Regions from separate parts of the Homo sapiens genome. Here all the other regions are linked to region 2. A link is an interaction called in ENCODE POLR2A ChIA-PET data of the cell type or tissue named here. Cell type or tissue: PC-9. All regions are shown on one strand. Region 1 holds the start of CGB7 (chorionic gonadotropin subunit beta 7). Region 2 has its middle 23 kb from the start of BCAT2. Region 3 overlaps SPHK2 (sphingosine kinase 2).

The links. Peaks named below come from ENCODE experiments on the same cell type or tissue, not always from the same donor. Only the 100,000 strongest peaks of a DNase experiment are listed, where the experiment ranks them.
Region 1: POLR2A ChIA-PET joins it to region 2 with 14 read pairs; 2 of 35 experiments call an interaction of 5 or more read pairs at or near these places.
Region 3: POLR2A ChIA-PET joins it to region 2 with 12 read pairs; 10 of 35 experiments call an interaction of 5 or more read pairs at or near these places.

The regions. Positions count from the first base shown.
Region 1 is chr19:49,052,977-49,060,976 of GRCh38, forward strand. It overlaps CGB7 (chorionic gonadotropin subunit beta 7), which reads right to left and starts at 4,773. Exons shown (of 5, transcript NM_001385261.1): 1 at 4,486-4,773; 2 at 4,145-4,272; 3 at 2,385-3,619; 4 at 1,865-2,032; 5 at 1,298-1,629. The coding sequence starts at 2,399. The coding sequence ends at 1,315. It also overlaps the pseudogene LOC124904739 and a transcript of NTF4 not described here. RefSeq lists enhancers at 1,122-1,672, 2,347-3,200, 3,201-4,053. In PC-9, CTCF peaks have their summits at 3,232 and 3,431; DNase peaks (open chromatin) are centred at 3,185 and 3,535; H3K4me3 peaks cover 2,040 bases.
Region 2 is chr19:48,784,066-48,792,065 of GRCh38, forward strand. No RefSeq gene overlaps it. Among named protein-coding and RNA genes, the nearest start is that of BCAT2, 23 kb to the right of the region's middle. In PC-9, CTCF peaks have their summits at 749 (motif pointing left), 1,012 and 4,246 (motif pointing right); DNase peaks (open chromatin) are centred at 746 and 4,246.
Region 3 is chr19:48,622,901-48,630,900 of GRCh38, forward strand. It overlaps SPHK2 (sphingosine kinase 2), which reads left to right. Exons shown (of 7, transcript NM_020126.5): 3 at 2,991-3,462; 4 at 4,792-4,941; 5 at 5,075-5,169; 6 at 5,262-5,377; 7 at 5,781-7,505. The coding sequence ends at 6,873. DBP (D-box binding PAR bZIP transcription factor) reads right to left here. Exons shown (of 4, transcript NM_001352.5): 4 at 7,130-8,000. The coding sequence ends at 7,937. Among named protein-coding and RNA genes, the nearest start is that of SPHK2, 7.4 kb to the left of the region's middle. RefSeq lists silencers at 1,264-1,503, 4,432-4,726 and an enhancer at 4,786-5,286. In PC-9, no CTCF peak of the experiment used is centred here; a DNase peak (open chromatin) is centred at 4,461; H3K27ac peaks cover 2,496 bases.

The DNA.
Region 1 (8,000 bases), 270 kb after region 2:
CTGGCCACATTCCACAATTTAGAGAAAGTCCACAACCTGGAATCCTAGGGAGACCCTGATTCACCTCAAAACTGCCACTAAGGAGGTAAAACGCTGCCCCTCTGAGGCAGGCTTCAGTTTCCCTGTGTGTGAAATTGACCTGGCGCTGGGAGAGGCTGGTGGAGGCGCGGATTTTGCAGTTTCCCTACAACATTCTGGAAGCCTGTGGTTCTGGGAAAGGTTGGCGTGGAGAAGACTGGGAAACAACCAGTGGTCACCAGAGCTGTAGCAACTCTTCCACCTCGGAGCTCTGGGGCTGGGAACCCCAGGCTTCGGGGACCACTGTGGAGGACGCAGGTGGCCCCCTCTTTCCTGACATCTCAGGAGAGGGAGGGGTAACCGGCTAGGGGAAGAAAAGCACAGGAAGGTTATACAGCCAGATGGGGAAGGGGCCAAATCCCTGAACAACCCCCTCCCAGAGTTCCTCTTCAAGTGCAGGGTACCCAAGAGTCAAGGCCCCGCCCCCTTTCCAGAGGCCCCTTTTCTACTTAGGTGATGGCTCCTGGCTGGGATGGGAGGCAGATGGACGGAGGGGAGGGGGGAGGAGGGGAAGGGAGAGGCAGTGGATGAAGGAGAATGGAAGAGATGACATCCCCCTCGGCCCCTTCATCCCATTCAAGTCCCCAAGCCGCTCCCCCCCCACACCTGCACTGCCAGTGCCAACGTCAGAGGGAGGAAGACGGAGCTCGGCTTAGGAGGCTGAGGCCCTGCCCCCTGGGCCACACCAATCATGTGGCCTTCCTTCTCCCCACAGAAGGCCAGACCATGGACACCTCCTGAGCTGGATGTCGTCCCCCATCTTCACTCTCTTTTCTTTTTCTTTCTTTCCTTCTTTCTTTCTTTCTTTTTTTTTTTTTTTGAGATGGAGTCTCGCTCCGTCATGCAGGCTGGAGTGCAGTGGTGTGATCTCGGCTCACTGCAAGCTCCCCCTCCCAGGTTCACTCCATTCTCCTGCCACAGCCTCCCAAGTAGCTTGGACTGCAAGCGCCCACCACCAAGCCGGGATAAGTTTTCGTATTTTTAGTAGAGATGGGGTTTCACCGTGTTAGCCAGGATGGTCTCGATCTCCTGACCTCATGATCAGCCTGCCTCGGCCTCCCAAAGTGGTGGGATTACAGGCGTGAGCCACCGCGCCCCGCCGTCCACCCTGTTTTCTACCAGAGTTCTGATACTGTGACTTTGTATAAAATGGTTTGGAAGCTGGACCCACCCTGTGTGTGTGTGGTTGCCCTGAGCCCACAGAAAGACACCGCCAGAGTGCGGATTGAGAAGCCTTTATTGTGGGAGGATCGGGGTGTCTGAGGGCCCCGGGAGTCGGGATGGACTTGGAAGGCTGGGGGGAGGGGCCTTTGAGGAAGAGGAGGCCTGGAAGCGGGGGTCATCACAGGTCAAGGGGTGGTCCTTGGGACCCCCGCAGTCAGTGGTGCTGCGGCGGCAGAGTGCACATTGACAGCTGAGAGCCACGGCGTAGGAGACCACGGGGTTCACGCCGCGCGGGCAGCCAGGGAGCCGGATGGACTCGAAGCGCACATCGCGGTAGTTGCACACCACCTGAGGCAGGGCCGGCAGGACCCCCTGCAGCACGCGGGTCTGGAAGCCGTGTGAGTGGGAGAATGAGCATGTGCCTGGGGCCAGCGCCTCAGCTGAGCTCCCCAGCTGCCCCCACAGGTCTCAGACTCAGGGGTCCAGGAAGCCCTCTGTTCCTGCCCTCCCACACCCCATTCCGCAGCCCCTGACCAGAGAGGCAGACCACCCTTCCTCCCCCGCTGCCTCTGTGGGTCTGGCCCTGAGGTGGCAGCACCTGCCCGGGCCCCGGGCAGCTCACCATGGTGGGGCAGTAGCCGGCACAGATGGTGGTGTTGACGGTGATGCACACGGGGCAGCCCTCCTTCTCCACAGCCAGGGTGGCATTGATGGGGCGGCACCGTGGCCGAAGCATCTCCCTGGATGCCCATGTCCCGCCCATGCTCAGCAGCAGCAACAGCAGCAGCCCCTGGGACAAGGACACTGCTTCACCCGGGCCTGAGACCACAGCCCTGAGCCCTGGCCTTCCCATCCCCCAGGGTACACCACCCACAAAGACCCAGAGACCCTTCCCGGCATCTCCTATTCAGGACCCACCACCCGGACACCTGCCTTTCAGAGCCCACCCCACAGCCCGAGGGACCTGAGATGCCCCAACATTTCAGATCCCCACCCTCAGGAACTGCCCCACGTGAAGCTTATTGGGGGTCACGCTCCTCCAGAAAGAGGCGTCCTTCCACAGCTCACACTGGTCTGCCCCTTCTCATGCCAGTGATGGCCTGGAAGGAGGTGGAAGGTGCCCAGGGGCCCTGCAGTCTTACCTGGAACATCTCCATCCTTGGTGCGTCCCCTGCCTGGTGTACCTGGCTTTATACCTCGGGTTTGTGGGGGCGTCAAGGCCACCAGGAGGTTGTAGGATGCTGGAGTGAGCTGGACACTAACCCTTCGGGGGGCGAGAAGTAGACAAGGCCAGGGAGGCACAGGAGTGGCTCAGCGGAGCACCCCAGTCCTCTCCCCTCAGTGGTCTAGCGCCAAGGATGAGGCGGAGACCACGGTGAAGTGACCTCTGAGACTCAGTCGTCGAGTGCTAGGGACTAGTCGAGGCTGGAGGCACAGAGAGTAGGGTGTAGGAAGGCCTGCCTCTGCCTATGGTGGGGTCTTGGGAACCAGGAGGAGGCCGTGACCCGAGAAAGGTGCTGGACTGAAGCCTCAACCCTCCTCTACTTGAGCCATTCCTGCACCACAGTCCAACCTAACAGGAGGGGCGCGGCTTCGGACTTAGCTTCTGCCCAGTGAGAGAGGGTCTCCCCGTGACTGTGCTGCCAGGGAAGCCACTTGACCCAGATGCCCCCCAACGAGGGATTCAGCCCGAGCCCCACCTCTCCCTTAGGAACCTCCGCCCACCCTACCCTCAAGCCAGGATGCCCGGAGCGGTCCCCGGAAATGCGTGTGCTTCAGGTGATTTAACTGATTATTGAATAGGCCCGCAGGAGGTGTGTCCTGCCCGCGGGGCCGCAGCCTCGGAGGACATTGTCTGGACTTAGTCCCTTCCCCGCGATCCAGCCGCAGCTGAGTGGGCGTGTCTGGGCTAGTCCTGTCCCCACACTGCGGATAGACTTAATGAGTGCGAGCCCACCTAGGTCCGACACCGCGTAGTGAGCGGCTGCCCAGAGCTCTGCTCCGCCCCCACGCCAGGGGGCGTGTCTGGGGTGGGGCTGGCCCGGCAGGCTCCCACTAGCCCCGGCTTACAGCGGCCTGAGCGGGAGTTCTCGGTGCTGTAGGCTTTCGGGACGCTGTGTATGCCCGGCAGGGGCTTCCAGTGGGGGCCACCCCAAGTCGCCTCCAGCGGGCGGAAGCGGTCGAGCCGGCGGAGCGGGTGCGGCGAGGAGCTGTAGGTTTCCTGAGCCGGAGACATGGCCCGCCGTGCGGCGCTCGAGGCGGCCTGGAAGAGCAGAGACAGGGCTGCCGCTGCGGGTCGTGACTCCAGAGTTGGGGCGTCTCTTCTAAGCTCCAGTAGGTCAGGTAGTCCTTGCGGGGGTATCCGGACGGCTCCGTCCTGTGGGAGCAGGGCGGGATGGTGAGGATACAGCTGGATCCTTGGGGACGAGTTTCAGACCTCGGGATCTAAGGAGTCTGCACATTCAAACTCCTGCATTTCCAGGCGAGCACCCCTTAGGAAGGACGCGACCGGGCACGCGTTGCCTGCGTTCCTGGGTCCTCGAGGTACTTAACGTCCTGGAAGCTGAGCTTTCGCATCCTAGGGAAGGAAACGGGGGCTTTCGCTTCCTTGCGAAGGAGCATGTGGGGGCTCAAGTACCGAAGGAGGCCCTGCCCTCAGATCCAGAATCCCCTCGAGCCGCTGTGCAGGCTTCCTGTCCCTACCGCGGTTCCTGGAGGTGACACTAAGGACTCCTGGGTGCTAAAAGAGGGAGGGGCTGGGGTCTGAACTGTGGTTGTTGCTGCTATAGGAGTCGAGACTGAGACCACCGGTCAGGGAATGGGAGCCAGCCCAGGGGCTCGGCGTGCACCGGCCATGGCGGGGGCTGTGCAGGAGGCGGTGCCGAGCGAGAGCCCGGCTTACTTGGGATAGAACCGAAAGTCCCGCGCCGAGGTGGTCAGATAGAGCTGGCGGCGGTTCAGGACGCCCCGGTCGGATACTGTGAAGGGTGGGCCAGACAGCGCGGGGTTCTTCGTGCAGGCGATTAGAGCCTGAGCAAGATTGGGGGAGGAGGCATACCCAAGACATAGATTTCATACCCCATCCCAAGTCCTGGGTCCCGAGTTCAGAATCCCTCTCCTTCGGCCTCGACAGCCATGACGGCCACGGCCCTCACACCCCGCCCCAGGGTCAGAGCCCTTCCTGCCACCCACGCCAGGGAACTTCAGCTTCCTTTCTCATACCCGAACCCTTCCCAGCCTCACCTCCCTAAATCCAAGCCCTCCTGCTGGTCAAGGAACTCAAATGCAGGCCCCCAGCCACCACAAAATCCCCCTGGTTCTGCCCCCGGTCTCAAGCCTTCTTGGTGTGGCCACTGGAGCTGAGCTGCATCTTGGGCAACAACTCCAGGTTACCTCTCCTAACTCCCACCCTACCACGTCTCAGAATATTCTAGTCTCCTCCCCACCCACAGCCCGCCGTCTAGCTCCGCAGCAGCTTAGGAGCCCTGAAGGCGAGTTTCCAGCCCCTGGTCCTTCTGGCCTGGCGTGGATGCCCAGCCCTTCCTCCCGCTCCTCTAACCTCCCGATCCCGCCCCAGATCCTTTAGCCACGCCCCAAAGCTGTGATTTCCTTCTGGCCCCGCCCCAGGCTCCCGGAGCTCCGCTGGTCTCGCCAGCGCCGGCTTCCACCCAGACACCTGGGAAGGCCCCCCGCGGTGGTGGTCCGAGAGTTGTGAGGGGCTGGGGCCCGACGTATTTGGGGGCGCGCGCGTCCGGGCCGGGAGAGCAAGTGTACTGCGCCCTCGTCTCGCTGCTCTGGTACTTTGTGGTCAGTAGGAGGGTTCAGCTGCGGTGTCTGAGCTGCGGAAAGGCAACCCAGAGACTCATGTGAAGGAGCAGGGGACTCAAATGCAGTCCCCCGCAGACTCCGGCGCTCCCCAAATCTTACCTTTTCTCCTGAATCCTTGATCCCCACAGTCCGCGTGGGGTCTGCAGGCTCTGGGGCTCTGGGCTGGGCGCAGGGCCCGCCATGGGTCTTGGGCACGTAGGCCGAGCCAGAGGTTGTCTCCCATCTGCTGAGGACCTCGTCGAAAGCCCAGATGCGAGAATCCTGCTTTGCAGTCGGAGGTAGAGGGTCCGCGACCGTGGACTGGAGAGAAGGCGCCGCACATCAGCTAGAAAGACTCAGGAGTCCCTATCACCCCCCACCCCAAACTCTGACCTCTTCCAGTCGGCCCCCAGCCCTTTCCTCTGCAGTCCCTGGCATCCAAATTCCCTGGCGCCTCCTCTCTCAGACCCAGGACTCCAGGACCCTCCTCCTTCAGAGAGGAGTCCAAGCTCCCAATCCCCTTTTCTCAGCCCCCATCTTTCTGGGTCCCCAGGCCCCGCAGGGCTTCAGCCTAGGGTCTGCCCACCTGCACCGTGGGCGGGGGGAAGGGTACGGGTGGGATAATGCCATGGGTAACGTAGCTGCTGGTGAGATGCCAGTTGGGCCAGGATTCAGGCATCTCGGTTGCAGAGATGAAAGACCACGGGGGGCCACAGCGCACAGCCAGGGTGCCACTGGCCATGGTTCCACCCCCTCCCTGTAGCCAAGCAGGAGCTGGTTTGTTGCTGTTGCCCCAGGTGACAGAACCCGCCCACCCCAATCCAGCCAATGAAAGGCCTGCAGGCACATGGATGGATGGAGTGATTAAGAGACCCAGAGACAGAGAGACAGGGACTCCAAGAGGGGCACAGAGAAACACGGAGTGGGGGATGGAGAGTCAGAAAGAGGCGGACAGAAGGGGATGGAGAAGTTCAGGATTTCAGAGACCCAGGGGGTGGGGGAGACAGAGACACAGAAAGAAGGACAGAGACCTGGGGGTGTCAGAGATACAGACAGAGACCCCTGCACTGCCCCCAGCACCTCAGGACATCCATGAGAAACACCCCCCTTTGCTCCAGGGTCCAGAACCTCCTGGCTGCTTCCTCCCTCTGCCAGGCCTGCCCACCTCGGGGTAACGATTTCCAGATGTCCCCGGGGCTCCCCAACCCTTCCCGCACGTGCTGAAGGAGTCAGCGCTGGTGTCAGCTGTCCTGCCTGCCTTTGATTTGGTTGAAAACTTCCACCTGGGTAGGCTGGGTGGGGAAAGAGAAAGGGATCTAGAGAGAAGTGCACCGGACCATAGCGAAAAAGATGGGCTTTGATGAGTGAGGAATAAATACAACAAGAAAGGGGAGAGACAGGGAGGAAGAAAGAGACCACGATGGAAAGGGAGCTATTAGTACTACCCAGAGGCGACAGACACTGGAAGTTAGAGACAGAGATGAAGGTGGCAAAAACGACCAAAGTCACAGATGGAAAACAAGGAGACGTAGAAACTGAGGCAGCCACGCCCCACCCTGCCCAGGGGCCTGGTCTGTATAGATGCGGGGAGAAGTTGCCTATGTCCTTTGCTCAAAGCTGGACCTGAGAGAGAGAGAGAGAGTTGGTGGGGCGATGGGTAACATGTGAAGGGCTATTGTGAAGGCCTGTGGTCTGTCCCTGGCTTCCCTTGTCACTTCTTCACTATAAACAGCTTTTGATCACCGGGCGCAGTGGCTCATGCCCGTAATCCCAGCACTTTGGGAGGCCGAGGCATGCGGATCACTTGAGGTCAGGAGTTTGAGACCAGCCCGGCCAACATGGCGAAACCCTGTCTCTACCAAAAAATACAAAAAGTAGCCGGGCGTGGTGGCGCACACCTGTAATCCCAACTAAGGCAGAAGAATCACTTCAACCCGGGAGGTGAAGGCTGCAGTGAGCTCAGATCACACCACTGCACTCCAGCCTGGGTGACAGAGCGAGACTCCATCTCAAAAAAAAAAAAAAAAAAAAAAAAAAAAAAAAAGCTTTTGGTCAAGGCCTCTGACTGCTCAACCCCCATTATCTCATCCTACCAGCCCATTCTGCAGACAAGGAAAACTGAGGCTACTTTCTGCAGCCATGCCCAGGATCCCACTTACCCCTCCTCCCCCATTCAGGCTTCTGGGGCCTTTCTGTTGGATTTTGCTGGCCCTACTCAACAGCTCTCAATGGACAGTGACCCCCTGATCCTAGCCAGGGGGCCGATGAGTTAGTCAGAAACTCATGCCCCACTCAAGCTGGACAAAATTTTTTTCTTTTTTTTGAAATGGAGTTTCGCTCTTTTTGCCAAGGCTGGAGTGCAATGGTACAGTCTTGGCTTACTGCAACCTCTGCCTCCTGAGTTCAAGCAATTCTCCTACCTCACCCTTCAGAGTAGCTTGGATTACAGGCATCCGCCACCACGACCAGCTAATTTCTTTATATAATTTTAGTAGAGTCGGGTTTTCACCATGTTGGCCAGGCTAGTCTCGAACTCCTGACCTCAGGTGATTCACCCACCTCGGCCTCCCAAAGTGCTGGGATTACAGGAATGAGCCATCGCACCTGGCCATCAAGCTGGAAAATTTTAAGGTCTGTTTCTTTCCCAATGTAGAGTAAAGGTTGGGACAGGGAAGAGGGCTAGAAACCTGACTTCAGCTCCCTGCCGAGGGCTGAACTCTCCAGCATCCTGATCACTTCTCATTCAACCTTGCTTGTACTCCTCTGTGATCGGTAGCTTATTACCTCAAAACAGAATATTCTAAGTCAACCTTTGCCCCCTCTTACCAAGTAAGATTTCCCATTTGAACCCCATCTCCCAGATACTTAAAGGCCTTCTGTGGGCCACGTTCTCAAGGTCCCCTGGCCATCTGCTTGCCTGTTCTAGTTTCTCTCCTCCTCCACCCACATCG
Region 2 (8,000 bases):
AGAGCAATGGCGCAGTCTCGGCTCACTGCAACCTCTGCCTCCTGGGTTCAAGCGATTCTCCTGCCTCAGCCTCCTGGGTAGCTGGGATTATAGGCACCTGCCACCATGCCGGGCTACTTTTTGTATTTTTAGTAGAGATGGGGTTTCATGATGTTGGCCAGGCTGTTCTCAAACTCTTGGACCTTGTGATCCGCCTGCCTCGGCCTCCCAAAGTTCTAGGATTACAGGCGTGAGCCACCACCATGCTGGGCCTAATTTTTGTATTTTTAGTAGAGACGGGGTTTTGCCATGTTGCCCAGGCTAGTCCCGAACTCCTGGGCTCAAGGAATCTGCCCGCCTCGGCCTCTCAAAGTGCTGGGATTACATTCGTGAGGCACCGTGCGCAGTCCGGGGGACAAAATTTTAAACAAGTGTTGGTCATGTAAGCATGGCAGACTGCACGTGTGACTGACCTCAGATACTCCAGCTGCCTCCTCCTGAGGGGTGGACTAGAACAGGGACTGGTAACCAGGGGTTAAAGGATCGGGACCTGACGCCTAAATCTTTTGAATTTACATGCAAAATATGGGCATATAACATGAGCAGTGGTTCAGGATGTGGGCAATGAAGAGAGAGAGCCTGAGTTCCCCCACCTCTTACTACTGGAGTAACCAGGGGCAGGAGACTTCTGAATTTCAGTATTCTTATCTGCACAAGTGGAAACGAGAGAAATACTGTAGGGCAGTGCCTTCTAGCGGGCTTAGAGGAAGCCTCTGGACATGGTAGCTATTACTTATTTGCTTAGTCTTTAGCATTCTGCACGTTTTGTTTGTTTGTTTGAGATGGAGTCTCTCTCTGTCACCCAGGCTAGAGTGCAGTGGTGCGATCTCAGCTCACTGCTACGTCCACCTCCCGGGTTCAAGTGATTCTCATGCCTCAGCCTCCCAAGTAGCTGGAATTACAGGCATCATCATGCCTGGCTAATTTTTGTATTTTTAGTAGAGACGGGGTTTCATCATGTCGGCCAGGCTGGTCTTGAACTCCTGACCTCAGGTGATCCGCCCACCTCAGCCTCCCAAAGTGCTGGGATTTACAGTTGTGAGCCACCCCGCCCAGCCAGATGTTCAAATTTTGATATGGATTAAATTCAGTTACTAGATCACTTTTTTTTTTTTTTTTTGAGACAGGCCCTTACTGTGTTGCCCAGGCTGGAGTGTGGTGGCACGACCCCATGGCTCACTGCAACCTCGACCTCGTGCTCAAGCAATCCTCCCACCTCAGCCTTCTCAGTAGTTGGGACTGCAGGCAGGTGCCACCATACCCAGCTAAGTTTTTGTTGTTGTTGTTGTAGAGACCAGGTGCATGCTGTTAAAACTAACTACCCGAGACTGGGTAATTTATAAAGAAAAGAGGTTTAATTGACTCACAGTTCCACAGGGCTGGGGAGTCCTCAGGAGACTTACAATCATAGCAAAAGGGGAAGGGGAAGCAAGGCACGTCTTATATAGTGGCAGGAGGGAGAAAGAGCTAGAGGAGGGAACCACCACAGTTTCAAACCATCAGATCTTGTGCGAACTCACTCATGACTACGAGAACAGCATGGGGGAAACTGCCCCCACGATCCAGTTACCTCCCACCATGTCCCTCCCTGGACCCGCTGAGATTATAATTCATAATGAGATTTCAGTGGGGACACAGAGCCAAACCATATCAGTTGCCAAGGCTGATCTTAAACTCCTGGGCTCCAGCAATCCTCCTGCCTCAGCCTCCCAAAATGCTGGGATTATAGGCATGAGCTACCGTGCCCAGCTGCATCGTCATCTTAATACTATTGTCTTCCAGTCTATAAACTTGGGATGTCTTTCCATTTATGTCTGTTACGAATTTCTTTCTTTCTTTTGTGTATTGTCAGTCTTTCACCATTGAGTAGGATGTTTGCTGTGGGTTTTTCATAAATGCCTAAGCCAGTGTTTCTGTTTTGTTTTGTTTTCTTCTTTTTTGAGATGGAGTCTAACTCAGGCTGGAGTGCAGTGGTGTCATCTTGGCTCACTGCAAACTCTGCCTCCTGGGATCAAGCGAATCTCTCGCCTCAGCCTCTCAAATAGCTGGGATTACAGACACCTGCCACCAAGCCTGGCTAATTTTTGTGTTTTTAGTGGAGGCAGGGTTTCCCCATGTTGGCCAGGCCGGACTCGAACCCCTGACCTCAAGTGATCTGTCTGCCTCGGTCTCCCAAAAAGCTGGGAATACACATGTGAGCCACCGCGCCCTGCCTAAGCCAGTGTTTCTATTTTTTTTTTTTTTTTTTTTTTTGAGATGGAGTCTCACTCTGTCGCCCAGGCTGGAGTGCAATGGCACAATCTCGGCTCACTGCAACCTGTGCCTCCGGGGTTCAAGTGATTCTCCTGCCTCAGCCTCCTGAGTACCTGGGATTACTGCCCACCACCACACTGGGCCAATTTTTGTATTTTTAGTAGAGACAGGGTTTCACCATGTTGGCCAGGCTGGTCTCCAACTCCTGACCTCAGGTGATCCACCCGCCTCGGCCTCCCAAAGTGCTAGGATTACAAACTTGAGCCACTATGATCAGCCAGCCAGTGTTACATCACCTCAGGGGAGTCTTTCCAAACACTCATCCCTTGAGATGTTTGTAAACTTGTATAATGCCCTAAAAATGGTTTTAACCACTCACACATTTGTTAGAAATGCTTATTCCTTGGTGCCATAAAGAAATAGCACTTGAGGCCGGGCGCGGTGGCTCACGCCTGTAATCCCAGCACTTTGGGAGGCCGAGGCGGGTGGATCACAAGGTCAGGAGATAGAGACCATCCTGGCTAACACGTTGAAACCCCGTCTCTAATAAAAATACAAAAAAAAATTAGCCAGGCGTGGTGGCAGGTGCCTGTAGTCCCAGCTACTTGGGAGGCTAAGGCAGGAGAATGGCGTGAACCTGGGAGGCGGAGCTTGCAGTGAGCCGAGATCGTGCCACTGCACTCCAGCCTGGGCAACGGAGTGAGACTCCGCCTCAAAAAAAAAAAAAAAAGACATAGCACTTGAACATTAATTTCCTCAGCAAGGCCATTTTTATTTTTATTTTTATTTTTTGAGATGGAGTTTCGATCTTGTTGCCCAGGCTGGAGTGCAATGGCACAATCTCAGCTCACTGCACCCTCGGCTTCCGAGGTTCAAGCAATTCTCCTGTCTCAGCCTCCCGAGTAGCTGGGATTACAGGCATGCACCACCACGCCCGGCTAATATTGTATTTTTAGTAGAGACGGGGTTTCTCCATGTTGGTCAGGCTGGTCTCAAACTCCTGACCTCAGGTGATCCGCCCGCCTTGACCTCCCAAAGTGCTGGGATTACAGGCATGAGCCACTGAGCCCGGCCAGCAAGGCCATTTTTACTTTCTGCAGAAAAGGTACACTCGCCAGCAGTTTTGCCACAAGAGTACAACGAACAAAGGAGACAGGGTCATTTATAACCTGACGCATCCACTCTACTGCCGTGTCGGGTTTCCATTGGCTGGAACGGGACCTCACATTCTGTATTTGTCCCAACTGGCTAGCAACTTGGAACTTTTTAAAAGAGGCAAAGGCAGAGGAGAACAAAGGAAGGGGGAAGTGACTTGTGGAATGCTGAGAAAGGTAAAAACACCTTCAAATAAGGAAGAGGAACAGGCTGTGACCTAATGCTTGCTTGGACCAGTATAAGCATGCCAGGGCAAATATTTAGGGTAAATTGTGGGAGCTAAAAACATAAAGTACACTGATTTCTTTATTACGGCTAGCAGATATTTAAGAATGTTAGCACAGGTCTTTGAATACATTTTGCGTCTAAGAGAAGTTACTATTTATTCCTAAGTAGACGAGGAGGAAAGTCTCTTTGAAGAGGAAGCTCTACTTTAATTTTTACACATTGCTAACTGATGAAATTGTATTTGGAGACTCACTCTGTAAATTGCCTCTTTCCTTAGTTTTCCATTTTTTATTTTTAGTTTACTTATTTATTTATTTTGAGACACAGTGTCACTCTGTCACCCAGGCTGGAGTGCAGTGGCTCAATCTTAGCTCATTGCAAACTCTGCCTCCCGGGTTCAAGGGATTCTCCTGCCAGGCTGGCTTCACTATGTTGGCCAGGCTGGTCTCAAACTCCAGACCTCAAGTGATCTTCCCGCCTCGGCCTCGGAAAGTGCTGGGATCACAGGTGTGAGCCACTGCGCCCGGCCTTCTCCTCTTTTGGCCTTTGACTTTATACTCAACACTGACCACCAGATGGTGCTGCAGGCACACCACAGCGTGGCCTGACACACAGCACGCTGTGGCTGGGTTATTACAGCTGAGATGTATTTACCTGGATTTATTATTTTATTTATTTATTTATTTTTCAGTAGGAAAGGTAGGGCCCGCTATTTACCAGGTTTTTTTTTAAGTGACAGAGAAAGACTGTCTTAAGCACACACACACACACACACACACACACACACACACACACACACACAGAGCTTATAAAACAGTTTAACGGCCGGGCGCAGTGGCTCATGGCTTAATCCCAGCATTTTAGGAGGCTGAGGCAGGAGGATGACCTGAGATCAGGACTTCAAGATCAGCCTGGCCAACATGGTGAAACCCCGTCTCTACTAAAAATACAAAAATTAGCCCGGTGTGGTGGCTCACACCTGTAGTCCCAGCTACTCGGGAGTCTGAAGCAGGAGAATTGCTTGAACCTGGGAGGCGGAGGTTGCAGTGAGCCGAGATCACGCCATTGCACTCTAGCCTGGGCGGCAGAGCGAGACTCCATCTCAAAAAAAAAAAAAAAAAAAAACAGTTAAAAAAAAAAAACAGTTTTTAGGCCCCATTATGCCTGTGTGATTCTTTGTGTCCTAATCTTGGGCGCACACACACACACACACACACACTTATTTATTTTTCTTGAGACAGAGTATTGTTCTGTTGCCTAGGCTGGAGTGCAGCGTTGTGATCTCAGCTCACTGCAGCCTCCACCTCCCAGGTTCAAGTGATTCTCCTGCCTCAGCCTCCAGAGTAGCTGAGATTACAGGTGCCCGCCACCACACCCGGCTAATTTTTCTATTTTTAGTAGAGACAGGGGTCTCGCCATGTTCACCAGGCTGGTCTCAAACTCCTGGCCTCAGGTGATCCACCCACCTCGGCCTCCCAAAATGCTGGGATTACTGGCGTGAGCCACGGCGCCTAGTCCTGTTTGTTATTTTAAAATGAAGACATCCTTAAGCATGAAAATGTCTTTAAATATTTTGAAAAATGTTTTCTAAAGCCATGAAGGCCTATAGTACCCTAAGTCTTATATAATTAAATTATAATTAAAGATTTAATCTGGCTGGGCCTGGTGGCTCACACCTGTAATCCCAGCACTTTAAGAGGCCGAGGCTGGAGGATCACAAGGTCAGGAGATCGAGACCATCCTGGCTAACATGGTGAAACCCCGTCTCTACTAAAAATACAAAAAATTAGGCAGGCGTCGTGGCGGGCGCCTATAGTCCCAGCTACTGGGGAGGCTGAGGCAGGAGAACGGCGTGAACCCGGGAGGCGGAGCTTGCAGTGAACCGAGATGGCGCCACTGCACTGCAGCCTGGGTGACAGAGCGAGACTCCATCTCAAAAAAAAAAAAAAAATTATTCTTTGCAGATATTCATTTTCTCACAGAATTGGACTCTTTTTTTTCTTTTTCTTTCTTTCTTTCTTTCTTTTTTTTTTTTTTTTTTGAGACAGGGTCTTGCTCTGTTACCCAGGCTGGAGTGCAGCGGCATGAACACAGCTCACTGCAACCTGGAATTCTTGGCCTAAACCCATCCTCCTATCTCAGCCTACCGAATAGCTGGGACCATAGGCACACGCCACCACATGCAGCTAATTTTTTTATTTTTTGTAGAGGAGGGGGGGTCTCACTATGTTGCCCAGGGTGGTCTCGAACTCCTGGGCTCAAGTAATCCTCCTGCCTTGGCCTCCCAGAATGCTGGGATTACAGGCATGAGGCACCAACACAAAGTTATTTTCCAAAGTGAGCTGCAGCGCCAACACTCACACCTACTCACTGTGTGCCCAGCACTGCTCATGGATAGCAGTTCTTGAACCCTTTGGTCCCAAGACCCCTTCACATTCTCAAAAATCACTGAGGCTGAGCACGGTGGCTCACGCCTGTAATCCCAGCACGTTGGGAGGCTGAGGCGGGCGGATCACCTGAGGTCAGGAGTTCCAGACCAGCCTGGCCAACATGGTGAAACCCCATCTCTACTAAAAATACCAAAAAAAAGGCCGGGCGCGGTGACTCACGCCTGTAATCCCAGCACGTCGGGAGGCCGAGGCGGGTGGATCACAAGGTCAGGAGATCGAGACCATCCTGGCTAACACGGTGAAACCCCGTCTCTACTAAGAATACAAAAAATTTAGCTGGGCGTGGTGGCGGGCGCCTGTAGTCCCAGGTACTCGGGAGGCTGAGGCAGGAAGAATGGCGTGAACCCTGGAGGCGGAGCTTGCAGTGAGCCGAGATGGCGCCACTGCACTGCAGCCTGGGTGACAGAGTGAGACTGCATCTCAAAAAAAAAAAAAAAAAGAAATTAGCCGGGCTTGGTGGCGGGCACCTGTAATCCCAGCTACTCGAGAGGCTGAGGCAAAAGAATCGCTTGAACCCAGGAGGCAGAGATTGCAGTGAGCTAAGATTGCGCCACTGCACTCTGGCCTGGGTGACAGACTGAGACTCCATCTCAAAAATCATCATCATCATCATAATAAATTGATGGCCAGGCACGGTGGCTCACGCCTATAATCCCAGCACTTTGGGAGGCCGAGGCAGGTGGATCGTGAGGTCAAGCGATAGAGACCATCCTGGCCAACATGGTAAAACCCCTTCTCTACTAAAATAACAAAAAAAAAAAAATTAGCTGAGTGTGATGACACACAACTGTAGTCCTAGCTACTCGGGAGGCTGAGACAGGACAATTGCTTGAACCCAGGAGGCAGAGGTTGCAGTGAGCCAAGATCATGCCTCTGCACTCCAGCTTGGTGACAGAGCAAGACTCGGTCTTAATAATAATAATAATAATTGATTACATTGTACCTGCTCTAGAAAAGAAAAAAGAAAAAAAAATCATTGATGATAGTCTCTTAGGCTGGGGGTGGTGGCTCGTGCCTGTAACCTCAACACTGGGAGACCAAGGTGGAAGGATCGTTTGAGATCAGCCTAGTGGGACCTTGTCTCTACAAAAAATAAAAAATAATAAAATTAGGCTCAGTGCAGTGGCTCATGACTGTAATCCCAGCACTTTGGGAGGATAAGATGGGCGGATCACTTGAGCGTAGGAGTTTGAGACCAGCCTGGGCATTATATTGAGACCTTGTCTCTACAAAAATAAAAATAAAAAATTAGGCAGGCATAGTGGCACATGCCTGTGATTCCAGCTGCTTGGGAGGCTGAGGTGAGAGAATTGTTTGAGTCTGGGAGGTCGAGGCTGCAGTGATTACTGCAGTACACTGAATGCGTCACTGTACTCCAGCCTATAGATATACATGTGTGTATATATATATGTAGGGGTGACGCTTGTGAATTCTTTTTTAATTTTATTATTTTTATTTTCTTTTTGAGATAGAGTCTTGCTCTGTCACACTGGCTGGAGTGCAGTGGCACGATCTCATCTCATTACAACCTCTGCCTCCTGGGTTCAAGTGGTTCTCCTGCCTCAGCCTTCCAAGTAGCTGGGATTACAGGCATGCGCCATGATGCCTGGCGATTTTCTGTATTTTTATTTCATTTATGTATTTATTTAGAGATGGAGTTTTGCTCTTGTTGCCCAGGCTGGAGTGCAATGGCGTGATCTCGGCTCACTGCAACCTCTGCCTCCCGGATTCAAACAATTCTCCTGTCTTAGACTCCCGAGTAGCTGGGATTACAGGCATGCGCCACCACGCCCGGATAATTTTTGTATTTTTAGTAGAGATGGGGTTTCACCACGTTGGCTAGGCTGGTCTCGATCTCCTGATCTCGGCTTCCCA
Region 3 (8,000 bases), 160 kb before region 2:
ATTACAGGTGCGTGCTACCACACCTGGCTAATTTTTGTATTTTTAGTAGAGATGGGGGTTTTGGACCAGTGAGGTGGCTCACGCCTGTAATCCCAGCACTTTGGGAGGCTGAGGCGGATGGATCACGAGGTCAGGAGATCCAGACTATCCTGGCTAACACGGTGAAACCCTGTCTCTACTAAAAATGTAAAAAATTAGCCGGACGTGGTGGCACGTGCCTCTAGTCCCAGCTACTCAGGAGGCTGAGGCAGGAGAATCGCTTGAACCAGGCAGGCGGTTCAGTGAGCCTAGATCGTGCCGCTGCACTCCAGCCTGGGTGACAGAGCCAGACTCCATCTCAAAAAAAAAAAAAAAAAAAGAGAGAGAGACGGGGGTTTCTCCATGTTGGTCAGGCTGGTCTCGGACTCCTGACCTGGCGATCCACCCGCCTCGGCCTCCCAGAGTGCTGGGATTACAGGCGTAAGCCACCACGCCTGGCCTACAGCCTACATTTGTCACTTTCTAGTGAGCTCTGTCCTTGTCTCCTAATGCATATCTCTTTCTCTCTATGCAATTCTGTTTCTAAGTCTCCTAATATATACTTGCCTTTCTTTCAATTTCACCATGTCTTTGCCTCGGTGCATCTGTCAACATCTTCACTTTCTGTCCCAGTTCCTCCCAGCCCCTGGGCTTCCAATATTCTCTCCCTCCCTCACCTTTGACCTAGAGATACTGTCCCCATCTCTCTGTCTCTGTCTTGCCATGTGACTGGTTCATTCACTGGGCAGATGTTTATCTCATGCCGCTTCCATTCTGGTTTGAGCCTGAGATAAATAAGTCTGAATTAATGAGCCTCTCCTTCGCGGCTTCCATTCCAGAAGTGTCTGTCTCCATCTGTCTCCGTGTCTGTCATTTTCAGGGTTTTCTTGTATCCTTACCTTGCACATTCTCAATCCCACTGTTTTGGTCTCTTGTTTATATCTCTGCTTTTCTCTGGGTCTCTCTGACTCTGTAACTGTCCGAAAAAAAAGTATCCTTCACTTTCCCCACTCTCCCTCTCCTCCCAGCTCTCTTATTGCCTCATCCAACCTCTGTGGGTCTCTGCCTTGCTCTGTGTCTGGATCGGATCTCTGGGCCTTTGTTACGCGTGTTAGAGTCTCTGTCTTTGCAGCTAAAGACCTCCTCCCTCACGCCCCTTTTCTTTTGTGAATTCAATGGATGAGACAGGCCCACTCTCCCTTAACAAAGATGGCGACAACGGCGCTGTCTATGGGGCCGCGACGTCGTCTCCGCTGCGCGTCGGCCCTCACCCACGATGGCGGCCAGTCTCCCGAAGCGCGAGGCCCCGCCCAGCTCTCGGCCTCTCCCGCGGCCGGTCCCTGCACCAAGCTCGCGAGCTGACTGGCTCCACCCCCCGCGCCCTCGTATTGGTGCGGCCCAGGCCGGCTGCACGGCCATTGGCTGAGCGGATGCACACCCTCCCCCCACCCCTAGGTCTGATGGGGGCTGTTGGTGCTGACTTGCGGGACCGCCTGGAGGAGGACCCGGCGTGTGAGGAGGGTGCGGGGGTCGGGGCAGGGACCGGAGTCTAGGGGACTGAGGGACCAAGAGGAACAGAGACTCAGGCCCGGGACTGGGGCACCGGGGTGGGAGATGGAAATGGAAAACCTGGGCCAGGACTGAACCCAGCCAGGCCTGGGACTGGGTTCTGGAAATAAGAGTGCGGATGGCGGTTTGGGGGCCCAGGGCCAGACACGCAGGCCTATGGATTGGGGACCAATGGATGGAGACCCAGGTCCAGGTCTCGGGGACCCAGGGACAGAGACCCAGGCCCAAGACTGGAGGACATCTAGGGCTCTGTGCTTGAACCTGATTTGAGGTTCCCATAATGGGGCCAGGGCAGGTTTGGGGGTGAAGCAGACGTCCTGGACCCGAGAGAGCCGCTGGGGATAGGGGGGCAGATGTAGTTCCTAAGGGTGAGTCCACAGGCGGTGGGGGGTGGGGGGCTGTCCTGGCGCTCTGGGCCTGGGGAATGTGAGGGGCAGGACTGGCAGGTGGCTGGGCGGGGCAGTGGGGAACAAAGGTGAGCGAAAGGAGGAGGCAGAATCCGGGCAGAGGGCAGGGAGAGGGCCTGTGGGGAAGGGACCTCAGTCCTGCTCCCACCCGCTCCCTGGAGAGCAGGCGGCCAGACACCCAGGTCAGTGCTCAGGGACCAGCTCTTGGCCCCTGCCCCTTGCAGGCGCTCGCATGTGGCTCCTCTCGGACCCCGTAGTCCCTGTCATATCCCTTCTCTCCAGCTGTCTCCATGCCTGCCTCGTACCCCTCCTATTTGCTCTCCCTTCCACTCTGTCTTGCCTTTCTCGTTGGGGTGAAAAAGTCTTACTCTCTTAAGTATCTTTCATCGCCTGAGTTTCACCTCATTGACCCTGTTTGTCTCCTCTCAGTGTTTCTCTGGCTCTCAGACCCTATCTCTATTGCGTTTGTGATTGTTTTGCTGTTTTACCCACTGCACCGTATGGGGGGTGGGGGTGTCGGGGAGGTGTGTCTTTCAGTCTTTGCATGTCTGTTTCTGCATATCCAATCCCACTATCCATTCCCCTTCCTGTGCCTTCTTTTCCCCCAAAGCCCGTTATCATCACCCAACCACCTGTATATTTCAATCCTTTCTCTTGTTTATCTATTCCTATGAAGGCAAGGATTTGGGGCTATTTTGTCTCCTGCTGTGTTTGCTAGGCCTAGCACCGTGATTGGCACATAAAGGGTACTGAATACTTACTGGGGAATAAATGATTGGATGTTTGCATGCCCGGGTCTCCGGCCCCCTCTGGGATGCTGGCCTCTGTCCCGCATCCTCAAGGTCTGCCCACACCTGTCTGAGCCTGTCTGTCTCTGATGCTCCTGTCTCACCTGCCACTGCCCCTCATTGTCTCCTCCTGTCCACAGCCCCTGCCCCTCCCTGCCCCTGCCATGGGGTCCTGAATTCTCACCCCTTCTCTCCTCCCTTCCCACAGAGGCCAGACCAGGAGCTGACCGGGAGCTGGGGCCACGGGCCTAGGAGCACCCTGGTCAGGGCTAAGGCCATGGCCCCGCCCCCACCGCCACTGGCTGCCAGCACCCCGCTCCTCCATGGCGAGTTTGGCTCCTACCCAGCCCGAGGCCCACGCTTTGCCCTCACCCTTACATCGCAGGCCCTGCACATACAGCGGCTGCGCCCCAAACCTGAAGCCAGGCCCCGGGGTGGCCTGGTCCCGTTGGCCGAGGTCTCAGGCTGCTGCACCCTGCGAAGCCGCAGCCCCTCAGACTCAGCGGCCTACTTCTGCATCTACACCTACCCTCGGGGCCGGCGCGGGGCCCGGCGCAGAGCCACTCGCACCTTCCGGGCAGATGGGGCCGCCACCTACGAAGAGAACCGTGCCGAGGCCCAGCGCTGGGCCACTGCCCTCACCTGTCTGCTCCGAGGACTGCCACTGCCCGGGGATGGGGGTGAGGTGCTGGGCAGCTGCTCTATCCTGGAGCCACCTTGGTGTCTCTGCAGAATTTCCTCCATAGGCAGCTGTGTCTTTATTTTTCTGTGTGTCTGGGTGATGTATCTCTCTGGATCCGTTAGGAGTGATACACAGGGATGGGCTACAGAAGGAACAAAAAGACAAGAGGACCGGATGTGGTGGCTCATGTCTGTAATCCTAGCAATTTGGGAGGCTGAGGCGGGTGGATCACCTGAGGTCAGGAGTTCGAGACCAGCCTGGCTAACATGGTGAAACCCCATGTCTACTAAAAATACAAAAAATTAGCCGGGTGTGGTGCTGCGCACCTGTAATCCCAGCTACAGGAGGGTGAGGCAGGAGAATCGCTTGAACCCAGGAGGCAGAGGTTGCAGTGAGCTGAGATCGTGCCATTGCACTCCAGCTTGGGCAACAAGAGCAAAACTCTGTCTCCAAAAAAAAAAAAAAAAAAAAAAAAAGCACAGGCAGAGGTCGCGTGCAGTGGCTCATGCCTATAATCCCAGCACTTTGGGAAGCCAAGGCAGGCAGATCACCTGAGGTCGGGAGTTCGAGACCAGCCTGGCCAACATGGCGAAACCCTGTCTCTATTAAAAATACAAAAATTAGCCGGGCATGGTGACGGATGCCTGTAATTCCAGCTACTCGGGAGGCTGAGGCAGGAGAATCACTTGAACCCGGGAGGCAGAGGCTGCAGTGAGCCGAGATTGCACCATTGCACTCCATCCTGGGCGACAAGACCGATACTCCATCACAAAAAGCAAAACAAAACAAAAACGCAGGCAGAGAAAAGTGATTTACATCTGCTGTTCTCTTGCTAGATTTATGTTTCTGTCTCCTATCCTCTTCCCCTTTGCATGGGTCTTGACCACAGGTGAGTCACCCAGGGTGGTGAGAGCAGCAGCCTGAGACAGGACCAGGTACCACCCAGAGTGATGGGTGCCAACAGAGGTCTAGGGCTTCCCTGGAGTTCAGAGGTGGCATCTAATCCTGCCTGGGGCCCCTAAGGGCTGGAAGTAACCTAATCCTGGGTAATAGGTGTTTGGGGTGAGGAAAGTGGGAACCACAGCTCTGAACTACAGCTCCTCCCACACATGGGGACAAAGGGCATTTGGTTTCACACCTAAGCCCTGCCTTTGTCTCAGCAGCTAGGAGTTGGGGCAGGGCTGCATACCTAGGCCTGGCCACATGAGAGCCAGCAGGTCCCAGGGGCCAGCCCTCCACCAATTCCGTTGGGGGCTGATGAAGGGACTGTTTCCAAGGTGGGGGGCCTGGGTCACTGGCCTCTGCAGACCCTAACCTCTCTCCACAGAGATCACCCCTGACCTGCTACCTCGGCCGCCCCGGTTGCTTCTATTGGTCAATCCCTTTGGGGGTCGGGGCCTGGCCTGGCAGTGGTGTAAGAACCACGTGCTTCCCATGATCTCTGAAGCTGGGCTGTCCTTCAACCTCATCCAGACAGGTAAGGGCCAGTGAGAATGGGAGCTGGGGGCTGGGACAGCTGAGTCCTAAGGGAGCAAAGTGGTGGGTGGGACTCCTGGGTCTATGGGGCTGGGGTGGGACAGCCTGCCTAACAGCCCGGTATCCCACTTCAGAACGACAGAACCACGCCCGGGAGCTGGTCCAGGGGCTGAGCCTGAGTGAGTGGGATGGCATCGTCACGGTCTCGGGAGACGGGCTGCTCCATGAGGTAGAGCAGGAGCACCCTGCCCCTAGCCCTGGGCCCTGGGGGACTATAGAGACTGCCACCAGGACCCAGGCTTCTGGTCTCCCACCCTCCAGGTGCTGAACGGGCTCCTAGATCGCCCTGACTGGGAGGAAGCTGTGAAGATGCCTGTGGGCATCCTCCCCTGCGGCTCGGGCAACGCGCTGGCCGGAGCAGTGAACCAGCACGGGGGGTAGGTTGAGGATACCACGAAGGGAGGGATGAGCCCCTCCTGGGGTGATAGGGACCCCTATATCTCCCACTCAGCCAAACCCACAGTCAGTCAAGTAAATCAGCCTGCCTGTGGGATGCTCACCCCCAGCTCCTGGACATTTTTGCCTGCCTGCTTCCCAGCTGTATCCCGAGCGCCCAGAACTCTGCCTGGCATGGGAGGCACTCAGTGAATTGTAGGGAGCAAATGAAAGATGACCAGGAACCTGGCCCCGTAAGGAGTCGCCTGGAGGTGGCCCCACGGCTGTGGTGGGCCTGGGCCATGGCCTTCGTGGTCTCATTGCCAGCTGCTTTCCTACCTGTCTCTTTCCCCAACCCCTGTTTGCTCCTTCCTTCTGTGTGTCCGTCCATCTCCGGCTGTGAAGATTTGAGCCAGCCCTGGGCCTCGACCTGTTGCTCAACTGCTCACTGTTGCTGTGCCGGGGTGGTGGCCACCCACTGGACCTGCTCTCCGTGACGCTGGCCTCGGGCTCCCGCTGTTTCTCCTTCCTGTCTGTGGCCTGGGGCTTCGTGTCAGATGTGGATATCCAGAGCGAGCGCTTCAGGGCCTTGGGCAGTGCCCGCTTCACACTGGGCACGGTGCTGGGCCTCGCCACACTGCACACCTACCGCGGACGCCTCTCCTACCTCCCCGCCACTGTGGAACCTGCCTCGCCCACCCCTGCCCATAGCCTGCCTCGTGCCAAGTCGGAGCTGACCCTAACCCCAGACCCAGCCCCGCCCATGGCCCACTCACCCCTGCATCGTTCTGTGTCTGACCTGCCTCTTCCCCTGCCCCAGCCTGCCCTGGCCTCTCCTGGCTCGCCAGAACCCCTGCCCATCCTGTCCCTCAACGGTGGGGGCCCAGAGCTGGCTGGGGACTGGGGTGGGGCTGGGGATGCTCCGCTGTCCCCGGACCCACTGCTGTCTTCACCTCCTGGCTCTCCCAAGGCAGCTCTACACTCACCCGTCTCCGAAGGGGCCCCCGTAATTCCCCCATCCTCTGGGCTCCCACTTCCCACCCCTGATGCCCGGGTAGGGGCCTCCACCTGCGGCCCGCCCGACCACCTGCTGCCTCCGCTGGGCACCCCGCTGCCCCCAGACTGGGTGACGCTGGAGGGGGACTTTGTGCTCATGTTGGCCATCTCGCCCAGCCACCTAGGCGCTGACCTGGTGGCAGCTCCGCATGCGCGCTTCGACGACGGCCTGGTGCACCTGTGCTGGGTGCGTAGCGGCATCTCGCGGGCTGCGCTGCTGCGCCTTTTCTTGGCCATGGAGCGTGGTAGCCACTTCAGCCTGGGCTGTCCGCAGCTGGGCTACGCCGCGGCCCGTGCCTTCCGCCTAGAGCCGCTCACACCACGCGGCGTGCTCACAGTGGACGGGGAGCAGGTGGAGTATGGGCCGCTACAGGCACAGATGCACCCTGGCATCGGTACACTGCTCACTGGGCCTCCTGGCTGCCCGGGGCGGGAGCCCTGAAACTAAACAAGCTTGGTACCCGCCGGGGGCGGGGCCTACATTCCAATGGGGCGGAGCCTGAGCTAGGGGGTGTGGCCTGGCTGCTAGAGTTGTGGTGGCAGGGGCCCTGGCCCCGTCTCAGGATTGCGCTCGCTTTCATGGGACCAGACGTGATGCTGGAAGGTGGGCGTCGTCACGGTTAAAGAGAAATGGGCTCGTCCCGAGGGTAGTGCCTGATCAATGAGGGCGGGGCCTGGCGTCTGATCTGGGGCCGCCCTTACGGGGCAGGGCTCAGTCCTGACGCTTGCCACCTGCTCCTACCCGGCCAGGATGGCTGAGGGCGGAGTCTATTTTACGCGTCGCCCAATGACAGGACCTGGAATGTACTGGCTGGGGTAGGCCTCAGTGAGTCGGCCGGTCAGGGCCCGCAGCCTCGCCCCATCCACTCCGGTGCCTCCATTTAGCTGGCCAATCAGCCCAGGAGGGGCAGGTTCCCCGGGGCCGGCGCTAGGATTTGCACTAATGTTCCTCTCCCCGCGGGTGGGGGCGGGGAAATTCATATCCCCTGTTCGTCTCATGCGCGTCCTCCGTCCCCAATCTAAAAAGCAATTGAAAAGGTCTATGCAATAAAGGCAGTCGCTTCATTCCTCTCAGACCTTCTGCCCTTCCTCCATCCGACAGCCCGCGGGAGGACTCAGACTCCAGCACTTCCAGCAGCGCCTGCCCTCTATGGACGACAGCCCGGAGCTGCCCACGGGCTGCAGCCAGTATGCCAGGGAGCTGCCCTCTTCTTCCACAACAGCTGGCTCTGGGGTTCTCAAGATTTATTCAGGATCGTGTTAACGGAGGCGGTGGGAGGATAGGGTCCCTGACGTGCCGGGGACACACACAGAGAACCCTCCCCGCCCCCGCAAGGGAGGGGGGAGGCTCGCTTTTTCTTAAAAATATAAATGTATTTATCTGCATTATCACGTCCCTGGGGCACCCAGCTGGCCGGCCCGTGGGCCACAGGGCAGGAAGGGAACAGGGCGTAAGTCTCAGCAAGGCGGAGGAGAGCTCCGCCAGGTGGGGATGTGGGGCAGCCTCACAGGGCCCCGTGCTGGGCCTGGTATCGGGACAGCACGGCGCGGTAGTGGGACAGCTCCTGG